Linked DNA regions of Homo sapiens: region 2 is linked to region 1. A link is a contact called in ENCODE Hi-C or POLR2A ChIA-PET data. All regions are on one chromosome and are shown on one strand. Each heading gives the region's core, a stretch centred on a gene start or an enhancer-like site at or near the end of the contact. The rest is flanking DNA. Distances are from core to core; before and after follow the strand shown.

Region 1 (6,604 bases), core at 1,583-4,082:
GATTACAGGCATGAGCCACTGCGCCCAGCCCCAAATGTTTATTTCTTGCTCATGTGACATGTACTTCCTCGAGTTTTTCCTTCCTGAGATCTAAGCTGAAGGAACAGCTCTCTGGAGCCACGCCATTCTGGTGGCGGAAAGGAAGAGTAAAAGTGGTAGAACCTTGCAATGCTCTTGAAGCGCCTATTTGGAATGTCTACATCATGTAAATGGTAATGGACAAGTATGTATAATCCCCACACCAAAAAAAGGGGACACTATTGGGGACAATAACCACATTTCAATGCTGCAAGACGGATATTGACTGCACCCCCTTCCCACTTTCAGAAAGAAGAAGAGTAATTTTGCTGAACTCCTTCTAGAGACTGGAAATGTCCCTTCCAGTTGGGGTGATTAGGGAAGGCTTTGGTAAAATTTGAGCTAGAGTTTGAAGGTTAGGTAGACTACTGGTGGGTGAAGAAAGAACAAGGACCTTTGTAGGCAAAGGAAAACCTCAGAATTACAGAGGTGGAAAAAGAGTTCTAGTCAAGCCACTTCAGCTGGCTACAGAGTAGGTGGGAAAGAAAATGGGAGGACAAGGGCTCAGATGATGGGGGGTTGGGGCATTGGGGGGACACTTGAAAGCTAAACTAAGGGGTTGAACTTAATTTAGGAGGCAGTTAGAAGCTTTTACATATTTTTGAGCAAGAGAGTGACATAATTAAAATGATCTGGGCCAGGTGTGGTGGCTCACACCTGTAATCCCAGCACTTTGGGAGGCTGAGGAGCTTGGGTCACCTGAGGTCAGGAGATCGAGACCAGCCTGGCCAACATGGTGAAATCCCGTCCTACTAAAAATACAAAAATTAGCCGGGAGTGGTGGCATATGCCTGTAATCCCAGTAGCTGGGAGGCTGAGACAGGAAAATCGCTTGAACCCGGGAAACAGGTTGCAGTGAGCCGAGATCGTGCCACTGCACTCCAGCCTGGGCAACAGAGCGAGACTCCATCTCAAAAAAACAAAACAAACACACACAAAAAACCAAAAATAAATAAATAAAATGATCACTTCTGAATACTGATCTAACTAGGGGTTGCAGGGTGGGCTGATATAGGGAGAAACTGGAGAGCAAGGAGATCACTAAGGTCCCTACATGTCCAGAACCAAGATAGAGGTCTTGAACTAGGATGGTGGCAGTTAGAACAACAACAACAAAAAGTCAATTCCAGGCTGAGTGCAGTGGCTCATGCCTGTAATCCCAACGCTTTGGGAGGCTGAGGTGGGAGTTAGAAAGCAGCCTGGGCAACACTGCAAGACCTCCTCTCTAAAAAAAAAAAAAAAAAAAAGTTAGCCAGGTGTGGTGGTGCCCACCTGTAGTCCCAGCAACTCAGAAGGCTGAGGTGGGAAGATTGCTTGAGCCCCAGGAGTTCAAGCTTGCCGTGAGCTACGATTGTGCCACTGCACTCCAGCCTGAGCAAGACCTTGTCTCCAAAAAAAGGTCAATTCCACTGACTTTTCTAAGGTGTACACCATCAAGGGGCAGCTCCATCTCCAGGCCATTGGCTCATGAGACATTCTGTAGTCAGAAGGCTAGGGCAGATTGCTTTGAGCAAGCCCCCATGGTGGTTCTCACTCCTACTTCTTTGGGTATATGCCCCTCTGTTTAAAAATAAAGTTAATATGCATTTAAAAAAAAAAAGGAGAAAAAGGTCAGTTCCAGAAACTGTGTGAATAAAGCATTTTACTTGCTTTTTCTATTAATCTATAACATATGTTGATTTTTTAAAAAGAATATAAGAGCTATGCAAATTGGAGCTTCAAGACAACTTCCCATCTCCCTAGGAGGAGATGGCTGCCCTAAACCCCCCTACATAGAAATCATCCCACTGCTTGGGCTTAAACTTGATGTTGGGGAAATGAAAAATCCAAGCTAAGGCCGAAGCCTGGGGCCTGGGCGACCAGCAGAATGAGGACCACTGGTCAGTTTCAGGCTGAGGTGCGTCTTCCAGGGGACAATCTCTAGCTGGCCCTTAAACATTCAGACTTCAAGCTCTATTTACAGCATAAAGGTGTTTCAAAAGACGTGATACAAATAACTGCAAATGCTCTGCGATGTGTTAAGCACTGTTTGAAATTCGTCTAATTTAAGATTTTTTTTTCTGACGTAACGGTTAGATTCACGTTTCTTTTTTTTTAAGTACAGTTCTACTGTATTGTAACTGAGTTAGCTTGCTTTAAGCCGATTTGTTAAGGAAAGGATTCACCTTGGTCAGTAACAAAAAAGGTGGGAAAAAAGCAAGGAGAAAGGAAGCAGCCTGGGGGAAAGAGACCTTAGCCAGGGGGGCGGTTTCGGGACTACGAAGGGTCGGGGCGGACGGACTCGAGGGCCGGCCACGTGGAAGGCCGCTCAGGACTTCTGTAGGAGAGGACACCGCCCCAGGCTGACTGAAAGTAAAGGGCAGCGGACCCAGCGGCGGAGCCACTGGCCTTGCCCCGACCCCGCATGGCCCGAAGGAGGACACCCACCCCCGCAACGACACAAAGACTCCAACTACAGGAGGTGGAGAAAGCGCGTGCGCCACGGAACGCGCGTGCGCGCTGCGGTCAGCGCCGCGGCCTGAGGCGTAGCGGGAGGGGGACCGCGAAAGGGCAGCGCCGAGAGGAACGAGCCGGGAGACGCCGGACGGCCGAGCGGCAGGGCGCTCGCGCGCGCCCACTAGTGGCCGGAGGAGAAGGCTCCCGCGGAGGCCGCGCTGCCCGCCCCCTCCCCTGGGGAGGCTCGCGTTCCCGCTGCTCGCGCCTGCGCCGCCCGCCGGCCTCAGGAACGCGCCCTCTTCGCCGGCGCGCGCCCTCGCAGTCACCGCCACCCACCAGCTCCGGCACCAACAGCAGCGCCGCTGCCACCGCCCACCTTCTGCCGCCGCCACCACAGCCACCTTCTCCTCCTCCGCTGTCCTCTCCCGTCCTCGCCTCTGTCGACTATCAGGTAAGCGCCGCGGCTCCGAAATCTGCCTCGCCGTCCGCCTCTGTGCACCCCTGCGCCGCCGCCCCTCGCCCTCCCTCTCCGCAGACTGGGGCTTCGTGCGCCGGGCATCGGTCGGGGCCACCGCAGGGCCCCTCCCTGCCTCCCCTGCTCGGGGGCTGGGGCCAGGGCGGCCTGGAAAGGGACCTGAGCAAGGGATGCACGCACGCGTGAGTGCGCGCGTGTGTGTGTGCTGGAGGGTCTTCACCACCAGATTCGCGCAGACCCCAGGTGGAGGCTGTGCCGGCAGGGTGGGGCGCGGCGGCGGTGACTTGGGGGAGGGGGCTGCCCTTCACTCTCGACTGCAGCCTTTTGCCGCAATGGGCGTGTGTGTGTGTGTGTGTGTGTGTGTGTGTGTGTGTGTGTGTGGAGGGGTCCGATAACGACCCCCGAAACCGAATCTGAAATCCGCTGTCCCTGCCGCTGTTCGCCATCAGCTCTAAGAAAGACGTGGATCGGGTTCTAGAAAAGATGACTCCCTGCACGCCCCTCCCTGCACCTCCCGAGCAGTGATTCCGACAGGGCCTTCACTGCCCCTGATTTTAGGCGGGGGCCGGCCCCCTCCCCTTTTCCTCCTTCAGAAACCCGTAGGGGACATTTGGGGGCTGGGAGAAATCGAGGAGATGGGGAGGGGTCCACGCGCTGTCACTTTAGTTGCCCTTCCCCCTGCGCACGCCTGGCACAGAGACGCGAGCAGCGCCGTGCCTGAGAACAGTGCGCGGATCCCACTGTGCACGCTCGCAAAGGCAGGGTTCACCTGGCCTGGCGATGTGGACGGACTCGGCGGCCGCTGGTCCCCGTTCGCGGGCACGCACAGCCGCAGCCACGCACGGATGGGCGCGGGGCTGCAGGTGCATCTCGGGGCGGATTTCTTTCTCAGCGCTCGGAGCGCAGGGCGCCCGGCGTGTGCGCTCCCTGCCGGAGGCGCGGGGCTGGCGCGCAGGGCTCGCCCCTCACTGCGGCAGTGGGTGTGGACCCTGGTGGGCGAGGAAGGGGGAGGATAGGCTGTGCCTCCTCCCACTCCCGCCCCCAGCCCCCCTTTTTTTCCCCCTCGGAACGCGAGGTGCCATCTTTTTTCGGCGTGTCACGTCTTTACGGTGCCATGCCAAACCGGGTGGCCGGGCTTCATAGGACAGGGCGGGGCCTGGCATTAAAGGGAGGGGGACAATCAGCGCTGAAATCTTGGCGTTTTGCTGCTGCGGGCGTGAGCACTGGGGGCGTTCGCCCAGCACCTTCTTCGGGGGCTCTTTGCTTTGTCTGTAGAGGTTACGTGATCTGCGCTCCCAGCCCTGGTTTCTGGCTTTTATTCTGAGGGTGTTCAGTCAACCTCCCCCCTACGCCCATGCGCCTCTCTTTCCTTTTTCGCTCCTCATTTCCGAGCCCATTGTTGGATCTCGAGGCTTGCTGGGTTCGATGAACTCGAGTCAACCCCCCGACCCCCGGCACGCATGGAACGGGCGTGACCGCGCGCAGCCTCGTCTCGGAGTCTGCCGGCGCCGGGAAGCTTCTGAAGGGATGGGATTCGAGTCTCCGTGCGCGCTGCGGGCGGCGGCAGAGGGATCTCGCCCCTCCCTACACCCCAAGTGTCCTGAGGGCCACGCCACACCAGGTTGCCCAGCGAGGGACGCTGGCTACCCATCCGGGGATGGGTGGGGAGCCCTGGCGGGGCCTCTCCGGCTTTACGCCCTGTTGCTTCGCCTGGCCGGAGAATGTGAGGAAGGGGCATAAGGTTACTGGTGCTTCGGCCACACCCATCTTTCTGAGCCCACTGGACTGGGCGCAGAGGGGGGATTGCCATGGAAACCACAGGTGTCCGGAGAGGGGATCTTGGGGCTGGCCTCACCCCTTCCCTGCGGAGATTGGGGACCCTGGGGTAGGGGGAGCCGCGCCCAGTCGGCCTCCTGGAGGACACGGGAGGAAGCCCCGAACCCCCGCGCCTGAGGCTGTTTCTGATTGGCCCCTGGAGGCCGCAGACACGCAGATAGGCGGCCCTGGGTGTATTTTTATTAATATTATGTCCGTACTGATTAATATTATTTATCTTAAATAAATTTCACCCGTGTCCAAGTTCACCGCGCCCCCAAAACCGAGTCTGGGGCGGCAGGGGGAACTCCTGGCCAACGAATCCATGCCTCGCCCTCCTGTGATGAACCTGGTACGCACGGTTTTCTGGTTAATTCTATCGCTGAAAACTGGTGCGGGGGGCGCACTTCTGAGACGGAAGAGCATCTAGGAGCTGAATCCTCCACGCGGGTCGCCCAGGTTGATCTGAATTTCTGGGGAATGGCTTGGCTGCCCGCCCGGGACCAGGCCGACCCTCCTTGACGGTGGCGTAGAGGGCTGGAGCCTGGGTACTGCGAGGCTCCTCGCATGGCTGGGCCCGCCGCGAGGGGTTGCAGAGCGGCTCAGGGATCGATTCAAGCATCGTCTCTCCTCCCTCGCCCCCAGACAGAGCTGGGCGCGGGGTTCCCCTTCCAGATGGAGCGAGGGTCTCGGGGTGGCCCCGGAAAAGGGGAGCCCGCGGCCACGGCTACGTATTGCCATCTCGCGAGCAGAGATGTCACCTCCTGCCTTTGGAGGAAAGGGAGCCCGGTGGGGATGAGCGCATTTAGCCCAATGCTGGGAACAAAGCGCACTCCGCGCTTCTGCGATTTCGCTCCATTTTGAAATGTGTTGGCGCTTTGGTGGGGCCGCTGCGGTGGGCAAGGCCGGGGGCGCTGTTAATGGAGGAACCTCAGGGGGACGGTCCTTCGTAGGAAACTCTATCCTGGCTCTGCGCGCGCTTTAAGGAAATGGCTTCCCTCCAGGACCTCGAGGGATGCAGCTTTTGCGCGGATGACGGTGGGGTGCTGAACCAGCCGGTGCGCCTCTGGAAATGTCTGGGCACGGATCCTGGGGCCATCGACGACTCCTCCCCATTCCCAGCAGGCGGGAGCTCTTACATTCCGAGCGAGTGACCCCTCTCACCCTCTGGCGCTCACACACCTGTAACTCCAAACCTCCGTCTCAGAATGGTCCAGGCTGGAAGGGATGATGGGGGCTCCGACAGCGACTGCCTAGCTCACCCCTCTGCGTGCTCAGGCTCCAGGCTCAGCAGGACCAATTTGAGTTCTATCTGATCCCCCTCGGCCCCTTAACTGACCCATCCTACAGGAGACAGGGAAATGTCTTTCCTACCGCGGTTGATTCTGGGGTGTCATTTTGTGTTTTGTGATGGCTGCTTATATTTACTGTATAAGCATTGTATTTACTGTATAAGCATTGTATTATAATTACTGTATAAGCTGCTTATATTTACTGTATAAGCATCTCCAAATCCTCCCTCTACGTAAACAAATTAATGGATAAACAGATAAGTGTATCCCCTGCCCCCACCCCTGCTACGCAGGTCCGGAGTGACTCTTGAAGCTCATACATTCCTTGGCCAAGTTTGCTTCTCTAACAGATGTTTATATAGCAATAACCTGGCTTGGCTCTTGGGTTCACCTTTGGACGATTTGGGGAAGGGGCTTGTTGGCTTTGCTGGGTTTTGGATGAGTGACAGTCCATGACTGTTCCTGCTGGAAGGGCGTGACTTTTAAGTGGTTTCTAATATCAGGCATT
Region 2 (6,604 bases), core at 1,378-3,877, 280 kb after region 1:
ATACACAGCATAGTGTAGTTACTAAAACAATCATCTAAGTAAGGGGGTGGGGGAGGAGAGAGAGTGCAGAGAACAGGAAAAAGTGACCACTTTTTCCGAAAAAATTCCCATTCCTAATTCCTAAATCTTGAGATTTCTATACCAAAGAAATACCATTTATTGACTTGACATACCTTTATTGACTCGAAATACTATGCTAAGATTCAACATTACTCCCAAAGATATTCATAAGTAAGAGGAGCACTGACTCAAGTGAGCAAATCTCAGTTCCCATCCTGGCTCCACCTCCTGTAGGTTACTTAACTATTCTGTTCTTTAAGTCTCCTCATCTACAAGTAACAGAGCCTTCCCGACAAGGATGCTATGATGATGAAATAAGATACTTTCAATTACTTGGCCACGTACCTGGAGCAACCACCCAGTATTATTTGCACTTTTATTACACTGGAAACAAAAAGGAAACATAGAAGGAATGAATTTCCATGGCTTTTTAATGCACCTAGTTTGCAATTAGCTACAATTGCCATAAACCACCACCTAAGTTTAGTACTTTAATCTTTTCCCTGTTATGTCTAGACTTACTTTTAATATTTCATGATGTTGTTTATAATAAAAAGAAAACTGAATGCCAAAAACTCGGTTAAATTATTAAATATCCATACAATGGAATACTGTGCAACCCTAAGTGTGGCAGAGCTATATTTACTAACATAGAAAAGTGCTTGCTTCATTATTAAATGAAAAAAAGTTACAAAACAAAACACAGTATCATCTCAATTTTGCTTTAAAAAGTCATTGGTTAAGATTCTTTTGTCTTTTGTTTCTTGGCTTATGTAAAGTCTCCACCATAAACATGTATTACTTCTATAATAAAATGGAGAGAAACAAAAAGAAAACAATGGAAATTCTTAAAGAGCCAATAACTAAGTAAAACAAAATCACAGTAACATTCTTTTTTTTTTTTTAAGAGATGGAGTCTCGCTCTGTCACCCAGGCTGGAGAGCAGTGGCGTGATCTAAGCTCACTGCAAGCTCCACCTCCCGGGTTCACGCCATTCTCCTGCCTCAGCCTCCCCAGTAGCTGGAACTACAGGCGTCCGCCACCACGCCCAGCTAGTTTTTTGTATTTTTAGTAGAGACAGGGTTTCACCATGTTAGCCAGGATGGTCTCCATCTCCTGACCTCGTGATCTGCCCACCTTGGCCTCCCAAAGTGCTGGGATTACAGGCATGAGCCACCACGCCCGGCCCATAGTAACATTCTTAAATTTAATATACAGAGCAAAACAATGATTCCTATCCCACTTGACCCCTACAAAATTCAAAAAGCTTCAATCTTTGACAATGTAAAGCAGGGAAAGACTGTCAAATTTAAGCAGTTCTTAGAGAAGCTCAGGGCTAAAGGAAAAAAAAACGAAAAACAAAAAAAGGAAGCAGTTCTACACAAACAGCACAACAGCCTATCTGATAAATCATCTTTCTCCAAAGAATACAAAGCCTTAAAAGCTATAATTAACTGATTAATCCTCATAACAACCTGGGCAGTAGAATTAGGGCTGAGATTATAATTTCTAATTTACCGGTGGGGATAAAGTCAGACTGTACATTCAGAATAAAAATTCAAGCCCCAAATATCCCAATTTTTAGTTCATTCAGTTAGTAAACTATAATCTGACAAATACAGATGGAGCTGCTACACCTGCTGTCACTCACACAAATTGAGATTCTGCAGTAAGCTTGTACAGATAAAAGAAAAGGCTACCTATTCAAGGTCATTTAGCTATAAAAGGTTGGGCTAGATAATCAATAGTTTCTCTCTCAGTTTCAAAGAAGTATTTTAGGGTCTGGAAGATGTTAAATGCACTCAGCAAGCAAATACATTTCGGAAAAACTTCCCAGATGGAGACTCACAACGTATTGCATCATACTGAATATGCAAATGTTTACCTTTACCAAACTTTTTTAACAAGCACCTTTTTCCATTACATCTATTAATATCAAGCAGAAACATCATTGTGAGAAATACAAGTTGGGATAAAGTTCAAATATGTGACCTCTAGGGTCCCTTCCTATGTTAATTCTATTATTCTAAATTGCACCATCGGTCCAAGGACAAACTTCTACCTAACACAAGTGGCACTTGGGAAGCAAAAATATACTTCTAGGATAGAGTTTCTCAACCTAACCACTAACTGACATCTCACGATGAGTAATCTATCACAGGGGGCTATCCTGGCAGTAGCATGTTTAGCAACATCTCTGTTTTCCACCCACTAGATGCTAGTAGTGCCCTTCTGAAAATTATGACAATCAAAAATGTCTCCAGACATGTCAAATATGGGAGCTGGGGGGTTCAACATCACACCTCCCAACAGAGAACCATATCCTAAAGATTATACACACACATATATATACTCTTTCAAAAGCAAAACGTATCCAGCTGCTTCAAATACTGTAAGTCAGAACTAACTCCACACCCACAAATGAAAACCTCATTTATTCCCAGTCAATTTCCAAGACAAGACTCCAGATACACAAGAATAACCTGGAAGCATCCACCTTGCAAAAATATTTAGCTGCAGAGAACAAAGGGGAAGGAATAGGTCATCCAGGTGGCCAACAAGTATTACAACCACACTTGCACTGAAAGCAAAAGCAAAAATCAGATGGGGAAGAAAAGTTTGCCCATAATGTGGCTTCTACTAACCTCTTCCTTCACCATTACCTCATTTCTCTACACAAAGGACGGAAAGAAACAGCAGGAAGGATGATTAGGGAAGTGTCCATGAAGTTGCCGCAATTTTAGCTGAGACTTGAAAATTAGCTAAAATGTCATTATGCAAAAGGCTAGGACAAGAGAATGGTAATGTGGCATTCTAGTGAGAGGAAATGGCATAAGAAAAGGCAACGCTGTGTGGGAAAAGGCGACATTCTGAAGGTTAAAAGAAATGAACAATTTGGGCCGGGCGCAGTGACTCATGCCTATAATCCCAGGACTTTGGGAGGCTGAGGCGGGTAGATCACCTGAGATCAGGAGACCAGCCTGGCCAACATGGCGAAACCCCATCTCTACTAAAATTACCAAAAATTAGCCGGGTGTGGAGGCGCGCACCTGTACTCCCAGCTACTTGGAAGACTGAGACAGGATAATTGCTTGAACCCAGGAGGCAGAGGTTGCAGTGAGCTGAGATCGGGCCACTGCACTCCAGCTTGGGTAACAAGAGCGAGACTCCATCTTAAAAAAAAAAAAAAATTAACAATTTGCTTAAAACACAAAGCATATTTTAATAGAGGAAATAGTAGAATGAAGGTGGAAAGGCAGTTTGAAGCCAGATCCTTAACGGACAGCCTTTAATAGCCTTAATTCAGACTTAAAGACAGTAGAGGGGCCAGGCACAGTGGCTCACGCCTGCAATCCCCGCACTTTGGGAGGCTGAGGCGGGTGGATCACCTGAGGTCAGGAGTTTGAAACCAGCCTGGCCAACGTGGTGAAAACCCGCCTCTAATAAAAATACAAAAAAATCAGCTGGGTGTGGTGGCGGGCACCTGTAATCCCAGCTGCTCGGGAAGCTGTGGTAGGAGAATCGCTGAAACCTGAGCGGCAGAGGTTGCAGTGAGCCGAGATCGCACCATTGCACTCCAGCCTGGGTGACAAAAGTGAGACTCCATCTCAAAAAAAGAAATAAATAATAAAAATAAAAATAAAAAATTTAGCCGGGCATGATGGCAGGTGCCTGTAGTCCCAGCTACTAGGGAGGCTGAGGCATGAGAATCACTTGAACCCAGGAGGCAGAGGCTGCAATGAGCTAAGATTGAGCCACTGCATTTCAGCCAGGGCGACAAAGAGAGGCTCTGTCTCAAAAACAAAAACAAACAAACAAAGACAGCAGAGGCCAGGTGCAGCGGCTCAGACATGTAATCCCAGCACTCTGGGAGGCCAAGGCAAAAGGATTGCTTGAGGCCAGGAGTTTGAGACCAGCCTGGTCAACATAGCGAGATCGAGTCTCTGAAAAATAAAAAGTATATACATATATATATACACACACATATATATGTATATGTATATATAAAATAATGACAGCAGAGTATCATTAAACACTTTTTAAATGGGAGTGAAACATCAGACTGTGCTTTAGAGAGATCAGTTGGGTAGGATGGATTGAAAGTAAGTAAAAAGGCATCTATAGATGGCAAAGACCAATAAAAAAGCTACCACAATAATCCAGATAGGATGCAATGAGAACTTCAACCAGAAAATAATAGTCAAAGTCTCTACCAAAGCTTAAATCCAGAAATGTGAAGGGGCCAGTCTAACAAAAAGGCCAAATATATGACAAACAAAAACATGATGGCTTATAAAGAATGGAAAGAAAGCTCTCTTTTCCTTCATAATTTCATCTCCTTTGTGACGAAATCCTTCTTTTCTCACGAAGCTTTTCAGGTTTGGTATGTCCTCTCTATACTTCTAACACTATCAGTCTAGCCCAGGTCCTCATCAGCTCCTGTCTAGATTATCACAACAGCTTCCTGACTAGTGCCTCAGTGCCCCAAACTATCCTTTACCTTTTTATCATCTCACTTTCCTACTCTGAACAAGTTCCTCACACTTTTTTTTTTTTTGAGACAAAGTCTCGCTCTTGTCCCCCAGGCTGGAGTGCGATGGCGCGATCTCCGCTCACTGCAACCTCCGCCTCCCAGGTTCAAACGATTCTCCTACCACAACCTCCCGAGCAGCTGGGATTACCGGTGCCTGCCACCACAGCCAGCTAATTTTTTTGTAATTTTAGTAGAGATGGGGTTTCACCACGTTGGCCAGGCTGGTTTCGAACTCCTGACCTCAGGTGATCGACCCGCCTCGGCCTCCCAAAGTGCTGGAATTACAGGCATGAGCCACCACACCCAGCCCCTCACACCTTTTTAATGAGTTCAAATTCTTCAAGATGAAACTTAACGTCAGGGCAAGCACATCAATTGATACGGACCCAGAACTCCCCACAGATTCCCAACTCCGTATCTTTGCCTATGTTGCTACCTCTACCTGGAAGGTCCTTCTTCTACTTTTTTTTTTTGTCCCCAAACTTACTAATTTTTCAATACATAGCATCTCCACAAAAACTTCTTAGACTCTTCCAATTCATATCACTTTCTTCCTGCTTGAATTGTATAATGCACTTAAAGTCACTGTCATTCAGTTCAAATTATCTGAATTTTCCCTAATTGTTAACTAATTCTATTTCCAAGACAAGCAAAATTCCTTAACAGCACCCTTCTTTAGCGTGCTAACTTTATCGAGAGCTTGGTACATAGTAAGTGCTGTAAGCCCTAAATGACTGGACTAGAGAAGTCAAAAAGGCCTCGTGGGGGTTGCCCTCAAGTGTAAGATTTTACTAAGAAGAGAAAAAGGAGGAAACACGAATCAAAAAATTGACACAATCAAAATAATGGGAAAGACGTGGGGCATGATCCACAAAACAACTTGCATGAATCAGGTGGTATATGTACAGCTTCTCAAGAGAAAGAGAGGAAAAGAACAGTGATTTGTGATGAAGTACTGCAAGCTACATTATGGAATGCACTGCAAAGTATTTATTTTACATATGAACAAAAGTAGATTTGTTGTGGAATACAATGGGGAAGGAGAGACAAAATTTTTACTATAAAACAAAGAGATAATGTGTGTCACCCACAAGACCATTATCAATTTCCTTGGCCAACAGGGCTTCTTAACTGAAAAAGCTTTATATTACTAAAGGAATCATTCCTGAGTGCAGGATAGGTTATTACAAATGTTGTTCACTAACATTAATTAGCGTTTTACTATGTCAATCACTATGCTAAGTATCTTACATATATTCTCTTAATCTTCACAATAACAATGTAAGGTAAGTACTACTGTCCTCATTTTATAGATGCTCAAAGAAGTTAAGTAATTTGCCCATGATCACACAACTATGAAGTTGCAGGGGCAGGATCCATAATGCTAAAGCCGATGCTTTTAACTACTACACTAGATAGTTTAAGGCTTAAACTGAAACGGTCTTAACTGCCTGACAGTAAATTCTGAATTTTAGTCTTTAGAGGAAAGTCAGTCAAAGAACACCAACTACCTACTGAGTATCTCCAATAAATATTAAAATGCCTAGAGTATTCAAAGCACCACAGTAAGTACATACAAGGATGACAAGCAGCAGTAAAGAGAGACACTACTGTGTGATTTGGGGGATGGAGGCAATCCTCATACAGGCTGAGAAGTAGGCGGAGTCAGAAAATGCTTTTCAGAAAAAAGAACATCCAGGCTGAAACCTAAAGAATGAGTAGGAGCTGGGTGCAGTGGCAGGCGCCTGTATTTCCAGTTACTCAGGAGGCAGGAGGATGGCTTCAGGCAAGGAGTTCAAGGCCAGCCTAGGCAACATAGCCCCCATCTAAAAAAGCCACCCAAACAAAAACACTAATTTTTTTTTTTTAAATGATGGCCTACCATGGTAGCTCACACTTATAAGCCCAGCACCTTGGGAGGCCAAGGCAGGAGGATCGCCTGAGCCCAGGAGGAGTTTGAGACTAGCCTAGACAACACACTGAGACCCAGTCTCTAAAAAAATAATAATT

What was found. A loop is a pair of places that touch in the nucleus more often than their neighbours do. ChIA-PET counts read pairs that join two places held with the same protein, here RNA polymerase II (POLR2A). Pooled maps may share reads with other maps.
Region 2: a loop to region 1 is called in a pooled map, with 3 times the contacts of the local background. The contact joins the enhancer-like site here to the promoter of MAPT in region 1. A Hi-C loop is called at or near these places in 1 of 50 pooled maps. POLR2A ChIA-PET finds 5 or more read pairs at or near these places in 2 of 52 experiments (SK-N-SH and activated CD4-positive, alpha-beta T cell).

The regions. Positions count from the first base shown.
Region 1 is chr17:45,891,722-45,898,325 of GRCh38, forward strand. MAPT (microtubule associated protein tau) reads left to right here and starts at 2,833. Exons shown (of 13, transcript NM_001377265.1): 1 at 2,833-2,965. MAPT-AS1 (MAPT antisense RNA 1) reads right to left here and starts at 3,792. Exons shown (of 2, transcript NR_024559.1): 1 at 3,759-3,792. MAPT-IT1 (MAPT intronic transcript 1) reads left to right here and starts at 4,062. Exons shown (of 1, transcript NR_024560.1): 1 at 4,062-6,604. RefSeq lists enhancers at 2,776-3,661, 3,662-4,547, 5,434-6,318.
Region 2 is chr17:46,176,829-46,183,432 of GRCh38, forward strand. All of the region lies in intron 1 of KANSL1 (KAT8 regulatory NSL complex subunit 1), which reads right to left. Among named protein-coding and RNA genes, the nearest start is that of KANSL1, 13 kb to the right of the region's middle. Within about 2 kb of position 2,628, at least 3 of the 41 ENCODE cell types and tissues checked have a DNase peak (open chromatin) inside an H3K27ac peak, as active enhancers do.